Linked DNA regions of Mus musculus: region 1 is linked to region 2. The links are chromatin loops, found by intact Hi-C in ENCODE. Cell type or tissue: heart. All regions are shown on one strand. Links, peaks and the distances in the headings refer to the core of each region. The heading gives the core; the rest is flanking DNA.

Region 1 (5,771 bases), core at 359-5,358, 110 kb after region 2:
AATTTATCTGCTCTTTGCCCTTGGTCTGTCACTGTCTGTATGTTTCAAGACTACATCACAGAAACCATACCAAGACCAATTCCAATCAGGCACAGTGGCAGCAGGCCTGGTCCTTGGGAGGAGGTAGGAAGAAAGAGCAAGAGATCCAGACCAGTCTGCTACACAGTGAATTAAAAGCAAGCCTGATCAACATAATAAAAACCTTGTCTAACAAAACAAAACAAAAGCCACCAATTCAAGTTTAAAACAGATTCAGAACTACAACTCACAATGTTATACCACAAGGTAAGACTCATTCATGGCTGCAAAAGCTGACAGCTTTCCAAACTGACACTACAGAACTATGTCCCGACAGTAAAAGTCTAGCCACTTCTTAGAAATTCAGGGGAACAACTCACCATTTAAGTTTGGAATTGCCATTAATTGGACTAGAAGTCACTGTGTATACCTCACCTAGACCTCTCACCTCCGTGTGAAAGTGAGAGAGTCAGCACAACGCCATTCAGAAAGTGGTCAGCACACAGGCTTTAGACAGCAAATATCCAGGAACAACCAGAATATTAAGGGAGCTGCCCAGCTAATTGCTGGCCAGACTCCTCGGGCTATTTGCATGCTTGTACTTGCGAAGAGAGTGAAGGCTGGTGCACTGAGAGAACAAGCAAGACGATCAAGATAATAACAGGCAGGTGATTGACACCAGCTTTTCGGCCCCAAGGCCACACATTTCCAGCAACCTTCAGCAATGGTAGTAATAACAGACATGGGAGGGGTGCTTAAAAAGTGGGGCCGGAACAGGGATGGAAGGTGAGGCCGGGCTTCAGATCATCCCCAGCAAGAGACGCTAACCCACTGAGAAGTGTCACAGAGTGTGAACTCTCCGAGAGTTGAAAGCTGTTTCCACAATTAGCTCTGACCTAATGCGAGATGTCACCACCTTTAATCCCAAGTGTCTGCCTCCTCCTGAAGTCCACAGCTCAGCTCTAACAGTATCGTGTTGGCAGTAGGGGAAAACGAGGGAAACGAAACAAGAAATGGAACTTTGTCGCTTGCCCACCCCCAACCCCCAAGCCAATCTCACCTCCCCGTATCCAGCTCCCGGACCGCTGAGCCTCCCATGTCGGTCAGGCTCGCAGCTGAAGCTGCCAGATCTCCCGAAGGCCTCTTGCCGGTCCCATCCCCGCCGCCCGAGCCGCCGTTACAGCTCTTCGTGCGAAACAGGCGACTGAGGCGGATTTTGAAGGAGCCCTTCCGAGAAGGGCCTGCGAGAGGCCGGAGGGGCCCGGGAGGCGGCGGCGGTGGGGGAGGTTGCTGCTGCTGCTGCTCCCCTCGGCTCAAGCGCCCTGGAGGGACCAAGTCCTGCAGCGGAAAGGGCACCGGGGGTAGTTCGGGACCCGGAGGCTGCAGAAGCAGCCGGCCACCCACTCCTCCTCCTCCACGGCCGGGGCTGCTGAGCTCCTCTTCCGAGCAGCTGTTAGTCTCCAGGCTCTCGGCCTCCGATTCCAAGCCCTCCAGGACCAGCAGCGCGTCGCTCGTCTCCGTCGGGTCCTCCCCGGCCTGCGGGGCGGCAGCAGGCGGCGGGGGTTGCGGCGGCGGCGGCTGCGGGGGACACGGGCACGGACAGCAGCCTCCGCCGGCAGTCTTGATCCCCGGCCCCGCCGGCTGTCCGAGCCCCAGGGCCGCCAGCTGCGCCTCTAGTCCAGCCACGGGACCCCAGGTCCGCTCGAGCGCCAAGCCCGGCGGGAGGGCCTTGGGATCCAGCGCGCAGCGGTGCCGGGGACACAGCAGTTCCGAGGGTCCCGGCTCCCGGGCCGCCTCCGCGTCCTCCTCCTCCGGCGGCCGCCCCACGTTGCGGAACACCATCAGCTGAGGCGGCCGGGCGCCCCGCGAGCCGGGCCGCGCGAGGAAGGGTGGTGGCGGCGACGGGCCATGGCTGTGGCCCGGGGGCGGCGGCGGCGGCGGCGGGCCTGGCTCGGGGGCGGCCTCTCCATAGCCGAGGAGGCGGCTCAGGACCCGGTACGAAGCGGCCGCCGCCGCCGCCTCGCCGTCCCGGAGCTCGGCCCCCTGCATCGGGGTGGCGAAGGGAGGGAGGGCGGGCGGCTAGGAGCCGGGCTGGGTGGGGACTAGGCCGGGCCCCGCCGGAGCCCCGCCCGCCGCGGCCCCCGGAGCGACAGCGCTAACGGCCGCCGCGGCCTCTGCCTCATAGAGGGGGCGGGGGGGGGGGGGCGCGCGGAGCCCAGCGCGAGCCCAGGCCGCGCGCTGCCGCCGAGGACCGCCCCTAGACGTCACTTCCTGTCCAGGGCCCGCCCCCTTTCCCCAGGGTGCGCAAGCGTCGGACTCCACTCTGCCTGACGTTTCTCTTGGCCCTGGTAGCTATTGGCCGTCTGCTGCATCTGGGGCCTCCGTGGTCTCCGGCACCGACCCCTGCTTTTTCACTTCCTGGGCGCCCGGGCCCTGTCCACCGTCCTGTGTAGAGCAGTGCAGGCCTCGGGACCCGGGTCTGGACCTGGGAGAGGGTCGTGGACCTTGGCACTGTCTGGGGGTCTTGTCCTGTCCATGCTGCCTGGAGTGTGTGACCTTGGCCAAGTCATTTCATTACATCTGCATCCTCTTTCCTAGCATCCGATGAACTGTGGAATGACTACATGAAAATGGGTTGTAGAGCCTGCAGTGTGCTCTTCCGTGCCAAAACAACTGGATCTTTGAGAAGACAAGAGTGTGTATATAGTTAGCATAATCTCATCATGAATTTGAAATGAAGAATGGATATACACAATTCCAAGAAATGAAGATATACAATAGCCAATTCTGTACGACTGATGGCCAAATACATCCTTCCACTGATTGTTGTCATAGTGTATGTCATGTTGAGGATAGAATCCAAGACGTGGCACGTGCTAAGCAACAGTTCCATCACCAGACCTCATTCCCAGCCCTTCCCAAAATGATGACAAGTGACCAAGGACTGCAATTGTAACAAGAATTTTTACTAATATTTTCCTCTGTTGATGAAAGAGAACAGTGAAAAAGCAAAACCTGATCAAATCATCAATCATGGGGGCAACTTTGCTGAGTCGGAATTGGTTTCAGTGACGGGGAAGAGTTCCTTCAACGTTTTTGTGCCATTGCTAATGTAACACCTACAGATAGATGTACAGGAGATGTAAATCAGAATCGCTGTCATAATCTCCATCACTTAAAAAAAATGTATGTGTATGCACATGTGTGTGCAGAATCCGAGAAAGGGCATCAGATCCCCTAGACCTAATTATTAGCTGCCCCAAGTCCCTGGACATGGGTGTTGAGAGCTGAGTTCTGACCCTCTGCAAGAGCAGAACAAGCCGTTATCTGCTGAGCTAGCTCTCTAGGCCCCTCCATCTCTCTTTCTTTCTTTCTTTCTTTCTTTCTTTCTTTCTTTCTTTCTTCCTTCCTTCCTTCCTTCCTTCCTTCCTTTCTTTCTTTCTTTCTTTCTAGACAGGGTTTCTCTGTGTGGCCCTGGCTGTCCTGGAACTCATTCTGTAGACCAGGCTGGCCTTGAATTCAGAATCATGTCTGTGCTGGGAATGAAGGAATGTGCCATCACCACCCAGCTCCCTATACCCCTTTTGTTTTTCAGACAGGGACTCTCACAAGTATCAGGACTTAAGTTTGGATCCCCAGCACAGTATAAAAGCCAGGCAGAGCAGCATGTGTCTGTGATCTTCGCACTTGATGTGGGGTGGATCCCGGGAGCTCCCTCACCAGTCAATCTAGCCAAATTGATGAACTCCAGAATCAATGAGGAACAGGCACATTACAGAGCCATCTTCCCAGCCCAGTGGGGTCATTCTGAAATAGAAATTTGCTCACAGCCTGTGATTGTAAAGATGTATTTACATATATTTCTCTGCACACCAAAAGACAGCATCAGACCCATTACAGATAGTTGTGAGCTGCCACGTGGAGTCCTGGGAATTGAACTCAGGACCTCTGGAAGAACAGCCAGTACTCTTAACCACTGAGCCATCCCTCCAGCCCCACAGCCTGTGATTGTAGTTGTTCATGCTTTCTGCATTCTTAGGATAGAGAGAAAACCCTCTATGTGACATATAGGGTCCTAATGGTTTTGCCCTGCCTACGTCTTACTCTTACACATTGCCCACCAAGCTGTATCTTGTCTGTTCAGTTCTGCTAACACCGTTCTTTTTAAGACTTATTTATTATTATACATAAGTACACTGTAGCTGACTTCAGACACACCAGAAGAAGACGTCAGATCTCATATTAAGGGTGGTTGTGAGCCACCATGTGGCCGCTGGGATTTGAACTCAGGACCTTTGGAAGAGCAGTCAGTGCTCTTACCCGCTGAGCCATCTCACCAGCCCAGTTACACCGCTATTTTCAACATTCATGGGCATTCTTCTGTTATTTGCCACTGCTACCCCTTTTTTCTCCTGCAGTGTCAGGACACAAATCCAGTGTTTATATCTCCAAAGCAAAGCTGCAGCTTGACCAGTGGCCAGCATCTCCCACCTAACTAAGCTCCATTCTCAGATAAGTTTTCTCTCGGGTTTGTGCTCAGTGAACTGGCCAGCCTTCAGACTGAACTCTCTCCTCACCAGACCGGGGAGATGTACGTTCTCTCTCAACTTCAAGACCCAGTCTCTGTTACGCTTAATTGCACATGTGTGATTTGATTAACACTCTGTCCAGACTAGAGAGATGGCTCAGTGGTTATCACTGACCACTCTACCAGAAGACCCAAATTCAATCCCCAGCTCCCACACAGGGGAAGCTCACAGCTCCCAGTCCCAGGTGACTGCATCCCTCTAGCTTTCACGTGGGCGTGCCCATACACAGGTGACTAAAAATGAAATAAGTCATGGAGCTAGAGAGATGGCTCACTTAAGAGCACTGCTTACAGTTTGGAGAGATGGCTCAGAGGTTAAGAGCACTGACTGAGTTCAAATCCCAGCAGCCACATGGTGGCTCACAACCATCTGTAATGAGATCTGATGCCCTCTTCTGGTGTGTCTGAAGACAGCTACAGTGTACTTAGATATAATAATAAATCTTTAAAAAAAAAAAAAAAGAGCACTGCTTACTCTTCTTGTGGATCCCAGTTCAGTTGCCACCACCTACACTGTGGCTCACAAAGGTCTAATTCCAGCTCCATGGGATCAGATGCCCCCTTCTGGACTCCTTGGGCACCAGACTCACACATGGTAAATAGACAAGCAAATATGACAGCCATCAAAAGCATAAAAAAGATAAAAATAAAAACAAACAACAACAACAAAAAATAGGGTATGGTAGTGCACACCTTTAATCCCAGAACTCAAGAAGCAGAGACAGGTGGATTTCTGTATGTTCTAAGCCAGCCTGGTCTACATAATGAGTTCCAGGACAGCCTGAGCTACATAGTGAGACCATGTCTCAAACAAACCAAAGATAATAACAATAAAATATAAATCTTTAGGGGCTGGAGAGATGGCTCTGTGGGTAAGAGCACCCACTGCTCTTCCAAAGGTCCTGAGTTCAAATCCCAGCAACCACATGGTGGCTCACAACCACCTGTAATGAGATCTGACTCCTTCTTCTGGAGTGTCTGAAGACAGCTACAGTGTACTTACATATAATAAATAAGTCTTTAAATAAACAAACAAACGAACAAACAAACACATCTTTTTTTTTTTTAAATCTGGGGCTGGCAAGATGGCTCAGCAGGTAAGAGCACTAACTGCTCTTCTGAAGGTACTGAGTTCAAATCCCAGCAACCACATCGTGGCTCACAA
Region 2 (5,771 bases), core at 583-5,582:
GCCACACAGAGAAACCTTGTCTCAGGGGGTGGGGGTGGGTGGGGAGATATATATAATTGAAAAGGTGACAGAGACATACTTGCACACTTGCTTGTGTGAATATGAATTCGGCCTCCTCCTTGTGAAAGCCACACCAGCCCTTATAGGAGACTGACCTACCGCTCCACACCTAAGCCTCCAGCACAGGTCCAGGCTTGTAAGGGCAGATTCAAGGAGGGGCACCGCCCAGTTTTAGCCCATCTAAATTCCCATCAGTAGAGAAGCCATCTGGAAAGCATGGCTTTTTCTGACTGTATTTCTCTCAGCAGGGAAGCTGCGACCTGCTCATACTGGCTGTGCAGACACAATGGAGATCTCTCTCCTGTCTGTGTTGGGAATACCATGCCAGTGGCTTGAAGTACGTCACAGTGAGAGTATTCACACCACAGAAACTGGAAAATGTAACACCCTGGGACTTTTTTCTCCCGCAGGGCCAGTTGTCAACATTCATCAGCGCATCACTAAGCTCCAACCGTCACTCCGCCCTGGGTTGGTCTGGGTGTCTCACCCATAGCCTCACAGTGGGAAGGTCAGGAAAGAAACACAACAGGTTGACAGAACTGCTTTGTCTGTGCATGATTTTTGTTCTGTGTTGAATTTTGAGACAGGGTTTCTCTGTGTAGCCCTGGCTATCCTGAAACTCTCTGTGTAGACCAGGCTGGCCTCGAACTCACAGAGATCCGTCTGCCTCTGCCTTCCGAGTACTGAGGCTAAAGGTATAGCTACTATACACTACTTGTAATTTCGATTTTGAAACAGACTTTTGTTTTATAGCTCTCTACGTAGCCCAGGCTGGCCTCAAAAACATCATCCTCCTGCCGCAGCCTCTTGAGTGCTGGGATTGGAGGCATGCGCTGCTACACTTGCTCAAACTGATAATAATGGGCTTGAGACGGGTTTCTGTGGAAGTCTGAGGTGGAATGTGGCTGTGCCGCACACAGTCTGGGTGACCTTAGCAAGTCACTTTACCCCTCTGAGTCCGTGTCTCGGCCCACGAAGGAGTTTGATAACAGTCCCTGCTCAGGGACTGTTACAGGGGGCAGTGCTAGGCTACAGAGACTGTTCGGAGCATGGTCATGACCTCAGCAAGGGAGGATGGAGTCAGGACTGATGGACAGATGGGCAGGCTTGGTATTTCACATACACAAATATCTTTGGTGTTTTAAATATAATAAAAATTACTTATAAAATAAATACTTGTAAAATTAAAACCAACAACCCAAATAGAGAGAGTGTGTGTGGCCAGGAATGGTGGGGAAGGGAGTGGATAGGATGCCCCTCCCAACGCCACCCACTACTCACCATCAGTGAAAAGAGGCTCCGGCAGCTTGCGGAAGAAAGCCTTGAGCAGGCTGCTGATGACATTGAGGTCCTGCCAGCGCTAAGGAGGAACGAAGACGTCAGGACACAGACAGGATCCCAGGGGCCCACATTCCCATGTCCATACACGCTCTAGGACCAGCCAGGCCACCAAGTCCCCAGGCCTCCATGCCTGTCAGAACACATACTTGACTACAGACAGCTCAGTGGGCTCAATACTGCCCCCACAAGAAGCAAGAGGGCCCAAGGGTGGGGAACAGACATCAGTACAGCTACCCCACATAAGTATGCCTGGACATCTCCAGTGTATCTGTAAGTACCAGGCCCAGCACCTCCTCCTGACTCTCCCCAGCTAGGAGTGATCCTCTGAGCAGCCACATCACACAAAGCCCAAGGGTCCACAGCACAGGGCTTGCGTGCCAACTCCTTCCTGTCCCAGGCCCTGTGCACATGCTGTCCCCTAGTGGAACTCTCTAGCCCTGCCCTGCACAGGAACGCCTCCTCACCCTGCCTCACTGCCAAAGTCCAAGCGGCCACCCATGAATCCCACCACGGCGTCATCTGTATCACACTCTGACATTCTTCCCGACGCTTCTTCATTATCTCCCAGGAGACTGCCTTCTGAGGGGCCGGGATCCAAATGAGCTAAGTGTGGGGTGATTTTTGTCCCCCAAGGGTCTCCCATTTTCATGTGTGTGTATACATGTGAGCATGAGGATCGGAGTGTACATGCTCGGCCTGATCATTCTCTACCATTCCTCCACCTTATTCAATATGGCAGGGTGTCTCCATCAAACCCAGAGCACACCACGGTGGCTACTCTCCTTAGCCAGTTTGCTCTGGGGATCCTGTCCCCACCTTCTGAAGACAGGAACTACAGGTGAGCTACCATACCCATTCGGCATGACCATGGGTCCTGGGACCTGCTCAGTGAACCCTCTCTCTGCCCTTCTTTATTATCAGGGCGTTTGGGACCTGTGCATGTGGGGAGGTCGGAGGACATAGTCTCAGAGTCAGTCCCCTCTTTCCTCCGTGGGTGCTGAGTTAGTGTCAGCTCACCATCAGGTTTGCTTGGCAAACACTTTTACCTGCTCGGAGTCTCCAGGCGGGCTATTTTGGCTTTCCCATCTGGGCTGAGGGAGCACCACATACGTGGGAGGATATGGCCAGGGATGGCGCTAAATTTCCTCCACTACACTACCACACGCACACCTCAATGCATGATTAATTTGCCTCAAATGGTCACTGAGCTAGGGAAGAGAATCTGCTCTAATAATTACGGGAAGAGACAGTTCACTCTGTCCACCAGGGGGCACCAACACCCTACATGCCGTAGCTAGGTGCTAGGCTTATGCTCTAGTTCTGAGTTCCTGTCTCAGAACTGCCCAGAGAGCAAGGAAACAAGTCAGCAGAGACACAGGTGTAGGAGACACAGACTCATCACAAAGAGCCTCAGCTCTGTGCCAGAGTGCCCAACATCACCCTCTCCATGGGCGCATACACAGTACTCACGTCCCACAGTTCACCAAAGCACTGATTAAAACATCTGTGCGAGTGATACCCGCTACTAAGCTGCAGCCAGCACACTGAGCCTGGTCAGGCCAGCCACCCCTCCAACTCTGGCCTCTCTTCTTCCTGGCTAAGGCGAGCTGATGTGTTTCACTGAATGCTGACCCGGTCGGAGGCGGTTCCTACAGGTCCCTCTCAGTTCCTCCCTGAGGGCTGAGCACCTCTCCTCTCCCTCTGAGCACGGCCTCTGTCTGGTCTTCTCTGATAGGGTCTGCTCCCACACCAGCTTCCTAAGAGCTCTGTCTTTCTGCCCTTCCAAGCTGGTCTCAGTCTGCCTTTTCCCTTGGTCCCAGGCTGTCACATGACCTCACTTAGTCAGGGCCTGAGGATACTGTCAACCCACATAGGTGATGTGCCATCATCCCAAATGCAGTAGGGCCACAATCTGACTCATCTCCTTCAGCTTCTCCTCAAGCCAACCTGTTCCTCACACAGATACCAGTCCTCCCTCTGGTCTCTCTGCCTGTCCTTCCTCCCTCTCCCGGCCTCCACTTACCCAGGGCCCTCTGTTATCCTGACCATTAGTGACCCCAGCATCTCTGGGCTTCTTTCCTCCCCCTCTGCTCCCGGGCTTGCACTCTCAGTTCTCCACAAAACCTCAGCATCGCTCTCGCTCACACCCTACCCTCGGCAGTGCTCCCCCCAGATCTGCCAAAAGTTCCTCACAGTCCTCTGGTTCAAGGTCAAAAGCTTTAGAAACCCATCACTCCCCCTGGGTCTTACATCCCCACCCCCAAACACAAAAAGTGTATCCACCTTTTTCCAACCCTCAAACCCTTCCACGAGTCTCAAACAACGCTGTCATTCCCTGCCAACTCTCCCACCTGCTCTCCTATACCCTCAGGAACTCTGGAGGCTGCCTCTGCTCCATCCCTCAGCAATCCCTCCCTCCTCTTATACACAAGTGCTTAATGGCAGGTCCTGGGGTCTGTGGTGCTTCACTAGCCAGATTCGTGGCTTTCCCCTGTAAAGCCCTTTGCATTAGAGCCCCTTTGGTCAAATAAAATCTTAACACAAAAATCCAAGGTGGGGCTGGCGAGATGGCTCAGCAGTTAAGAGCACTGACTGCTCTTCCGAAGGTCCTGAGTTCAAATCCCAGCAACCACATGGTGGCTCACAACCATCCGTAATGAGATCTGACACCTTCTTCTGGTGTGTCTGAAGACAGCTACAGTGTACTAATGAATAATAATAAATAAATCTTAAAAAAAAATCCAAGGTGGGCTAGTGAGAGAGGCGCTCAGGTAAAGGTGCTTGTGCCAAGCCCAAAGCCGAGTTTGCTCCCGGGACGCACATGATGGAAAGAAAGAACCAACTTCCACACGTGCACCACAGCATACACAAAGTCTGTGTGGAGCCCCCAGCAAATAAACGAATAGATGTGAAAAGTTCAGAGCAGAGCAGGGTGGCCCTCCATCCAGCAAAGGAAGGGGTCTTGACTTGAGTGTGGCCTCTTCAAAGCCCCTCTGGGAACCTAAGACTCCAGGAATCATTTGAAAACTGCCAGGCATACTACCCACTCTTTGGTGCAGTGTGTCAGCAGCTACAGTCTGCTCTCAGCTTCAGCCTCTCTTTCCAGGCTACACACTGGTGGCCGGCCACCTTGAAAGCAAGGCGCACCCTCTTCCACCAGGCCAGGGATCTTTGAACCTCAGCGGCCCATGGAATGCAGCCCATTTTGCCTGGTGCTAAAGGACTGTAGAAAGGAGAGAGGGTGGGCAGGATGAGGATGCAGAGGAGAGCGGGGGAGGCAGGAAGAGCAGCAGGAGGCCTAAAAAAATGCTCACTAGCTGGCTCTCTTGGAAGTTCAATTCCCAGCAAGTGTTCAGCCCTCTCTCTGCCCGTATTTGTATTTGATTTTAGCTGAGAGAACTGGGCCGTCCTAAGTGCTCATGCAAAACTGTCACCTAGCCAGGGAGGACAGCTGCCTTGCCACTGCACATATCTATAATCCCAGCTCTTGGAAGGCAGAGGCCTGGGCTACATAGAGGACCCTCTCAAACAAAACAAAACAAAACAAAACAAAACAAAACAAAACAAAACAAAACAAAACAAAACAAAACAAAACAGCTGCCTCTGTCTCAGTACCCAGCAGGCCAGGGCTCCATTTCTTTTTGGGCCATCCTTGGGGAGGTGCCCACTGGGCCTGCTGACTGGGCAGGCAGGCTTTCTCCTGCCACCTGGACACTCTGGCCCAGTGACAAGCAGAGTAGAACATGGTGAGTACAACCAGGCAGTTCCTGGACTCCACCAGCAGCCGAGCCACACCCACCTCATCCTGCAGGTTGATGTCACTTGGCCCACGGTTGAGCTGCTCCTGCAGGCTAGACACCACTGCGTTGTTGCCAGGTACCCGGTAAATGCCAGTTGATTCCAGCCCCCGGGCCTCCACAATACGGCAGCAGGCAGCAACGATCAGGGGGACACGCTAGGAGCACAGACATGGGAGAGGGATTAGGGAGATGGCTGGGGTAGGAGGCTAAGTGGTAGAGAATTAAGACCAGAGCTGCTACCAGGACACCCGAGGAGATGAAGTCTTTACGGCCTCCATCTAAGGGTCAGAACTAATATGAGCCACCGACTCAGAAGGTGCAAACCAGGGCGGACCTCAGTTCGGCAGCCACCTGGCTGTGTACATGAGGAACGGGCAGCCGCTACATCCTCACAGCTCTGGTCCCCTACCCAGGTCTCCTAGGTGCTGCCTGCTTCGAGCACTGTGGGGACCCACCTGGTTCTCGGTGGCAGGCTGGCACTCCTCCAACCGGATTCCAAATGCCCTCGGGGCGGCCTTCTTGTTCTTCTTGATAATATTGATGCCCCAGGGGGTTTTGGGAGCTGCAACA

The links. A loop is a pair of places that touch in the nucleus more often than their neighbours do. Peaks named below come from ENCODE experiments on the same cell type or tissue, not always from the same donor. Only the 100,000 strongest peaks of a DNase experiment are listed, where the experiment ranks them.
Region 1: it touches region 2 in a loop (4-fold over the local background); 15 of 42 quality-filtered maps call a loop at or near these places.

Annotation. Positions count from the first base shown.
Region 1 is chr11:97,358,731-97,364,501 of GRCm38, reverse strand. It overlaps Socs7 (suppressor of cytokine signaling 7), which reads right to left and starts at 2,210. Exons shown (of 10, transcript NM_138657.4): 1 at 1,079-2,210. The coding sequence starts at 2,067. In heart, for the core only: no CTCF peak of the experiment used is centred there; DNase peaks (open chromatin) are centred at 861, 1,121 and 2,331; H3K4me3 peaks cover 2,364 bases; H3K27ac peaks cover 2,252 bases.
Region 2 is chr11:97,466,017-97,471,787 of GRCm38, reverse strand. Arhgap23 (Rho GTPase activating protein 23) reads right to left here. Exons shown (of 19, transcript NM_021493.2): 10 at 5,657-5,771; 11 at 5,201-5,356; 12 at 1,342-1,420. Among named protein-coding and RNA genes, the nearest start is that of Arhgap23, 19 kb to the right of the region's middle. In heart, for the core only: a CTCF peak has its summit at 2,666 (motif pointing right); DNase peaks (open chromatin) are centred at 2,757 and 2,967; H3K27ac peaks cover 1,147 bases.